Regions from separate parts of the Homo sapiens genome. Here region 2 is linked to region 1. Evidence: chromatin contacts called from ENCODE Hi-C or POLR2A ChIA-PET data. All regions are on one chromosome and are shown on one strand. Each heading gives the region's core, a stretch centred on a gene start or an enhancer-like site at or near the end of the contact. The rest is flanking DNA. Distances are from core to core; before and after follow the strand shown. Region 1 holds the start of BSN (bassoon presynaptic cytomatrix protein). Region 2 has its middle 16 kb from the start of DAG1.

Region 1 (2,647 bases), core at 83-2,582:
GAAGCACCTCCCTCCCACCCCCTGGGGGTTTTGCTACTCCCCAAGCCTATTTGGTGCAAAGATAATGCCTTCCATTTTATCGTGTCATCTCTTAGTAGTTTTCCTGAGTTTTCAGTCTACTGACTTATTATATATTGGCATTCCCTTACAGCCTTCATTGCCACTTGACTGTTTTTGCAGGACCTGGGTTGGCATACATTTAAAACAAACTGGTTTCACAGTATTTAATCAGATATGTTCTGTTTAAAGCATTCTGTGTGGGTTTCAGCTTTTCCACTGGTTTGATCTAAATCATAAGGTAACGAGAACATATCTGGTGCTGGATGACTCAATAGCATTTTTGCTTCACCCCAAAATGTTTCCCTAAACCTTGGTGAAAGCACATGATCCTATTAGTATTGTTGGGCCTAAATAAGCACCTCTTGGTGTCCAGTGGGCAATTTTCCTTTCCCCCAAAGGTGATTACAGCCACTAAATGCCCAAGGAAAGCCCAAGACCAAGTTCATGGTTCAACTATTTTCATCTCTCTGTTCCTCGCAGTGACACTTATCTTCCCTGACAGCCACTCCCATTGTGCTGTTTTCTCGGCCCAGCACAATGGACACATGCAGACACCAGCAGACAGGGAGGACGTTTTCCATCCCATTGCTCTCCTGTGCGGAGGGACCAGGTTAAGGTTACATAAGCCCCTCCTGAGCAGTCAGGCCCGAGCGTTGGGGAGAAGCGAATTTGGGGTTCGTGACGGAGTCACGGTCTGCAGGCCCCGACTGACCCTGCGCTCGTCATCCTGCCACGCCAAGGCGGGGCAGCTGGAAAGGAAGGGCCGCTTCCCGCGACCACCCAGTTCACGCCAATCCGGCAGGGTTCAGAGTGCGGCCGGACGTCGAACCTCGCTGTCCACACTAGATCGCGGGATCCTGGGCCCGGGTCCCGGCCTCAGGCTGCAGCTCACCGCCCCCCGGGCGCCGAGACACGCGCTTACCTGCCCGGGCCAGGGCCGGGACCGGGGCCGGGGCCGGGGCCAGGGACCGGTGGTACCGCGGTCGACCGCGCTGCTCCCGCCGCGGGGAGCTGTCCGCCACCGGCCGGTGCTGAAGGCGGCTTTCCTGCGCCGGGGCCGGGGCCGGGGCCCGGGCCGGGGCCGGCGCCGCCGGGCGGCAGCGGCCCGTCGCCAGCGCCGCCCTCCAGGCTGACCTCGTTGCCCATGGCGGGCAGGCGGGCGGGCGGGGTCGGGGTCGCGCTGCGCCCGGGCCGGCGGCTCCCGGGCGGTGCTCACACTCTCGGCGCCGCCGCTGCCGCCGCCATCTCCCAGCTCGGCTCGCGCCGCCGCCTGCCGCTGCGCATGCGCGTCTCGCGCCCCCTTCCCTGCACACGCCCCCCTTCCCCTGTGCGCGCTCCCGCCAGCCTCGGGGTCGCTGGGAAACAGCCGCCGGCGCCCGCGCATGCGCTGTCCAGGGCCGACGCGGTTGTATCATGCTGAGAAGGAGCCGGGCGGGGGCCGGCGGGGCTGCGAGGGCCCTGTGAGGAGGGGCACCTGCCACTAGAAGCGGCCTCTGGGACGTCGCGCTGAGCCCTGCTTTGGAGTCAGAGGGGCTTTCCGCCTCGGTGAACTCGAGAGTAGCAACTCTCCTCCGGGTAACCGGAGTGCCACAGCGGGCAGGCGTCATAAGGACAGGCCTCGGAGAGGAGAGGGGCTACCCGAGAATGGCCTCAAAAGTATGCATAGGAGTTGGGAAGGCAGAGGAACAAGTGTATTCAGAGACGCAAGGTCGTAGAGGGAAGGAGAGGGAGGGTGCTGGGTGGTCGGGCCGGATTGTGAGGGTCTTTAAGGCCAGCTGGGGAGTGGAGCCTTTATCCAGATGGCGATGGGAACCATCTGGGATTCACACTGAGGAACTGGGAGTCTCAGGAAGCGCCCCGGGCACAGATGGAAGGTGTGACAGGGCTGTGTGAAGCCAGCTGGGAGGCCACCTCAGTCAGCCCTGGGAGAGTGACCTTGGGGATGGAAAAGAGGACTTGATGGTTCTCAGGCCTGGAGCTGTCTCGATGCGGGGCCGCAGGTTGCCTCTGCATTACCCTGAGAGCTTTCCAAATTACTTCCCCGCTCCCTCACATTTACAGCCGGTTTCTGCCCGCTACTCAGGATTGTCTGCCGTGGTGGCTTCTCACACAAGCCTGTACTTTCCTGTGGGAGAATATTTCCTAGGAGCCTATATTCCAGTTCATCTCTGACGTCATAAATCATGACTGTGTAGAAAGGCGTGAGTAACTTGAACCCATTTTACAAACCCATTCAATTCTCCTAATGTTGCGAAATATATCACATAGGGTGTTAGCAGTTCTAACTGAACCTAGAATAATCCAGGGATCCCAGTGAATGCTGATAGCCAGCCTGCTGGACAGACCGGTGGCTGTGTCAGTTCTTGTGAGGAGGGGCCAGGACCCTCCCTGGGCCTTCCCCTGTGCACTCCGAGCTGCTCCTCCCGACCTCTGGGATGGAGCAAGTAAGAGAAAGAGGAAATGCAGAGCCCCCACTTCCTGATATTTTCTCCTGACTTCATACCTCCCGTTTTCACGCTAAACTGCCTGGCCCCTCTGGGATGACCTAGGATGAAGAGAGCCTCTCTTCCTGCAGATGATGGTCCTT
Region 2 (2,647 bases), core at 80-2,579, 100 kb after region 1:
AACAAACAGAGCGAGACTTCCTCTCAAAAAAAAAAAAAAAAAAAAAAAGCAGCAAAAAGGCCTAGGGCCCATTGGATGAACAAAGATATTCTCAGGGTGGCCTGATTATAGGGTCTTCTGCAGTTCTGGGGTTTAGTCTAAGCCCACTTCAGTCGTTATTTGTACTCAGGGTAAGGAATTGGGAGGAGGGCAGGGAAGTAGCCAAATCAAATCATAAAGCCCTTTATTGAGCACCTACTCCATTCCTAGACATTCAAGAAGGCAAAAAGCTGAGAAATAGAAGTCATAGGCAGGGCAGCTGAGAAGCATGTGTTTCTGCTCTTGGGTAGCAAAAGCTGCACCCAGGAAACAAGGAGGTGTGAGGGCCTGGTCTGAGAAGGCCACATGGAGGAGGGATCACTGTAGTGGAGTCTTTGGAGAGGGGAGCAGCTGAATTTCCTACTGGCTTGGTGAACTCCCAGGAAGAGTTCAGCAGTAGCAGGACATGTCCAAGCCTGGTCAGATGGACAAGAATGGTGCAGAGGTGATTGTCCCAGCAGGCCTTGACCAGGCATCCTAGACTTTGCTGGAACTTGCCTGACTCTGAGCAGAATGATCTGGAGTATGGGTCAAGCAGGGGGAGCACAGGGAAAAAGATAGGGGAACTGACAAGAGAGCCATCTGGGCAGCCTCCTGCTGGGCCTTGCATTGCCCCACACAAAGGTCATCTCATTCCTGATTCCTTTCATAATGAAATAAAAGGTGCCCATAATGAGGCCCATGGTGGGACGTGGTGGGACCTGGTGGGGCCCAGTGACTTCAGCAGCAGGACATGGGTCCCAGGAAATCCAGGGAAGCACAGGCATTCTTTGGCTCCCTGTTCCCAGCAGCTGCAGGAAGCTGTTCCAAGCTGCTGGCTCTCCCAGCAGTCCCCAAGGACCGGAGAAAATCTTGTTTCCTGCCATCCCCCCTAATTGGACACAAAGAGTCCTGGATGGGGGCAGCTGAGTACTCCATGGCATGCCCCAGGGAGATCATGGGCTGCCAGACTACATTTAGGAAGGCAGTGTGGAGCCTGTCTCGAGACCAAGCCAGGGAAGGGGATACCATGGATTTCATAACTTATGGTAGGGTCTCCAACCTTCCTTATCTCCATTATCTGAAAAAGCTATAGACAATTTTTCCAGAAACACACCCTCTACACACACCATATTGCTGCAATTTAAAAGAGTCCCTGAAAGTTCTGCAGTACTAGGAGCCCCTGCAATGTGCTTAAGGTCAGAGAAATTCCAGTGTGGTTCTGTCTCAACTGGCTGTGAGCCCTGGGCCCACCCTTGGCCACCTTGACTTGCACTGCCCTCTAGAGCCTGAGGGGTTGGGCTAGGAAAGCCTTGAGAGACTCACCTGCTCTGCCACCTGCTTAGAGCTACTTCAAATCATCCTACAAGAGACAGTGGAAAAGAAATGGCAGCTTCTGGCTGGGTATGGTGCCTTGCGCCAGTAATTCCAGCGCTTGGGGAGATCTAGGTGGGAGAATTGCTTTGCTTGAAGCCAGGAGTTCAGACCAGCCAGGGCAACATAGCAAGACCTTATCTATAAAACAAAAAAAAAAAAGAAAAGAAAAAAAAATTAGCCAGACATGGTGGCATGCATCTGTAGTCCCAGCTACTCAAGAGGCTGAGCTGAGAGGATCCTTTGAGCCCAAGAGGTCGAGTCTGCTGTGAGCTGTGAACATGCCATTGCACTCAAGTCTGGGTGACAGAGACCGAGTTTCTTATTTATGTATTTATTTATTTTTGAGACAGAGTCTCACTCTGTCACCTAGGCTGGAGTGCAATGGCTCAATCACAGCTCACGGTAGCCTCAACCTCCCAGGCTTATGCAATCCTCCCACCTTACCCTCCCAAGCAGCTAGAACTATAGGCACATGCCACCACGCTTGGCTAATTTTTTTGTTTGTTTGTTTTGTTTTTTTACAGGCAGCCTCCTGAGCCAGAGTAGACTCCGAAACACCCCTTGCTAATTTTTGTAATTTTTGTCGAGATAGGGTTTTGCTATGTTGCCCAAGCTGGTTTCTAACTCCTGAGCTCAGGTGATCTGCCCGCCCTGGCCTCCCAAAATGTTGGGATTTCATGCATGAGCCACCTTGCCTGGCCAAGACCCTGTCTGTCTCTGTCTGTCTGTCTTTCTTTCTTTCTTACTTTCTTTCTCCCTCTCTCTCTCTCTTTCTTTCCTTTCTTTCTTTCTCCCTCTCTCTCTCTCTTTCTTTCTTTCCTTCCTTCCTTCCTTCCTTCTTTCCTTCCTTCCTTCCTTTTCTTTCTTTCTTTCTTTCTTTTTTATGGAGTCTTATTCTGTCACCCAGGCTGGAGTGCACTGGTGTGATCTTGGCTCACTGCAACCTCCGCCTCCGCAGGTTCAAGCAATTCTCCTGCTTCAGCCTCCCGAGTAGCTGGGATTACAGGCTCCTGTCACTGCGCCAGGCTAATTTTTTTGTATTTTTAGTGGAGACAGGGTTTCACCATCTTAGCCAGGCTGATCTTGAACTCCTGACCTTGTGATCCACCCGCCTCAGCCTCCCAAAGTGCTGGGATTACAGGCGTGAGCCACCGCTCTTTCTTTTTTGTTTTTTTGAGACGGAGTCTTGCTCTTGTCACCCAGGCTGGAGTGC

Evidence for each region. A loop is a pair of places that touch in the nucleus more often than their neighbours do. ChIA-PET counts read pairs that join two places held with the same protein, here RNA polymerase II (POLR2A). Pooled maps may share reads with other maps.
Region 2: a pooled map shows a loop between it and region 1 (4-fold over the local background). The contact joins the enhancer-like site here to the promoter of BSN in region 1. A Hi-C loop is called at or near these places in 2 of 168 maps with a recorded cell type or tissue (CD4-positive, alpha-beta T cell and dorsolateral prefrontal cortex) and 4 of 50 pooled maps. POLR2A ChIA-PET finds 5 or more read pairs at or near these places in 5 of 52 experiments (H1, HepG2 and WTC11).

The regions. Positions count from the first base shown.
Region 1 is chr3:49,553,162-49,555,808 of GRCh38, reverse strand. It overlaps BSN (bassoon presynaptic cytomatrix protein), which reads right to left and starts at 1,332. Exons shown (of 12, transcript NM_003458.4): 1 at 983-1,332. The coding sequence starts at 1,206. It overlaps BSN-DT (BSN divergent transcript), which reads left to right and starts at 1,443. Exons shown (of 3, transcript NR_038866.1): 1 at 1,443-1,768; 2 at 2,122-2,261. RefSeq lists silencers at 945-1,154, 1,225-1,524.
Region 2 is chr3:49,453,378-49,456,024 of GRCh38, reverse strand. No RefSeq gene overlaps it. Among named protein-coding and RNA genes, the nearest start is that of DAG1, 16 kb to the left of the region's middle. Within about 2 kb of position 1,329, at least 6 of the 41 ENCODE cell types and tissues checked have a DNase peak (open chromatin) inside an H3K27ac peak, as active enhancers do.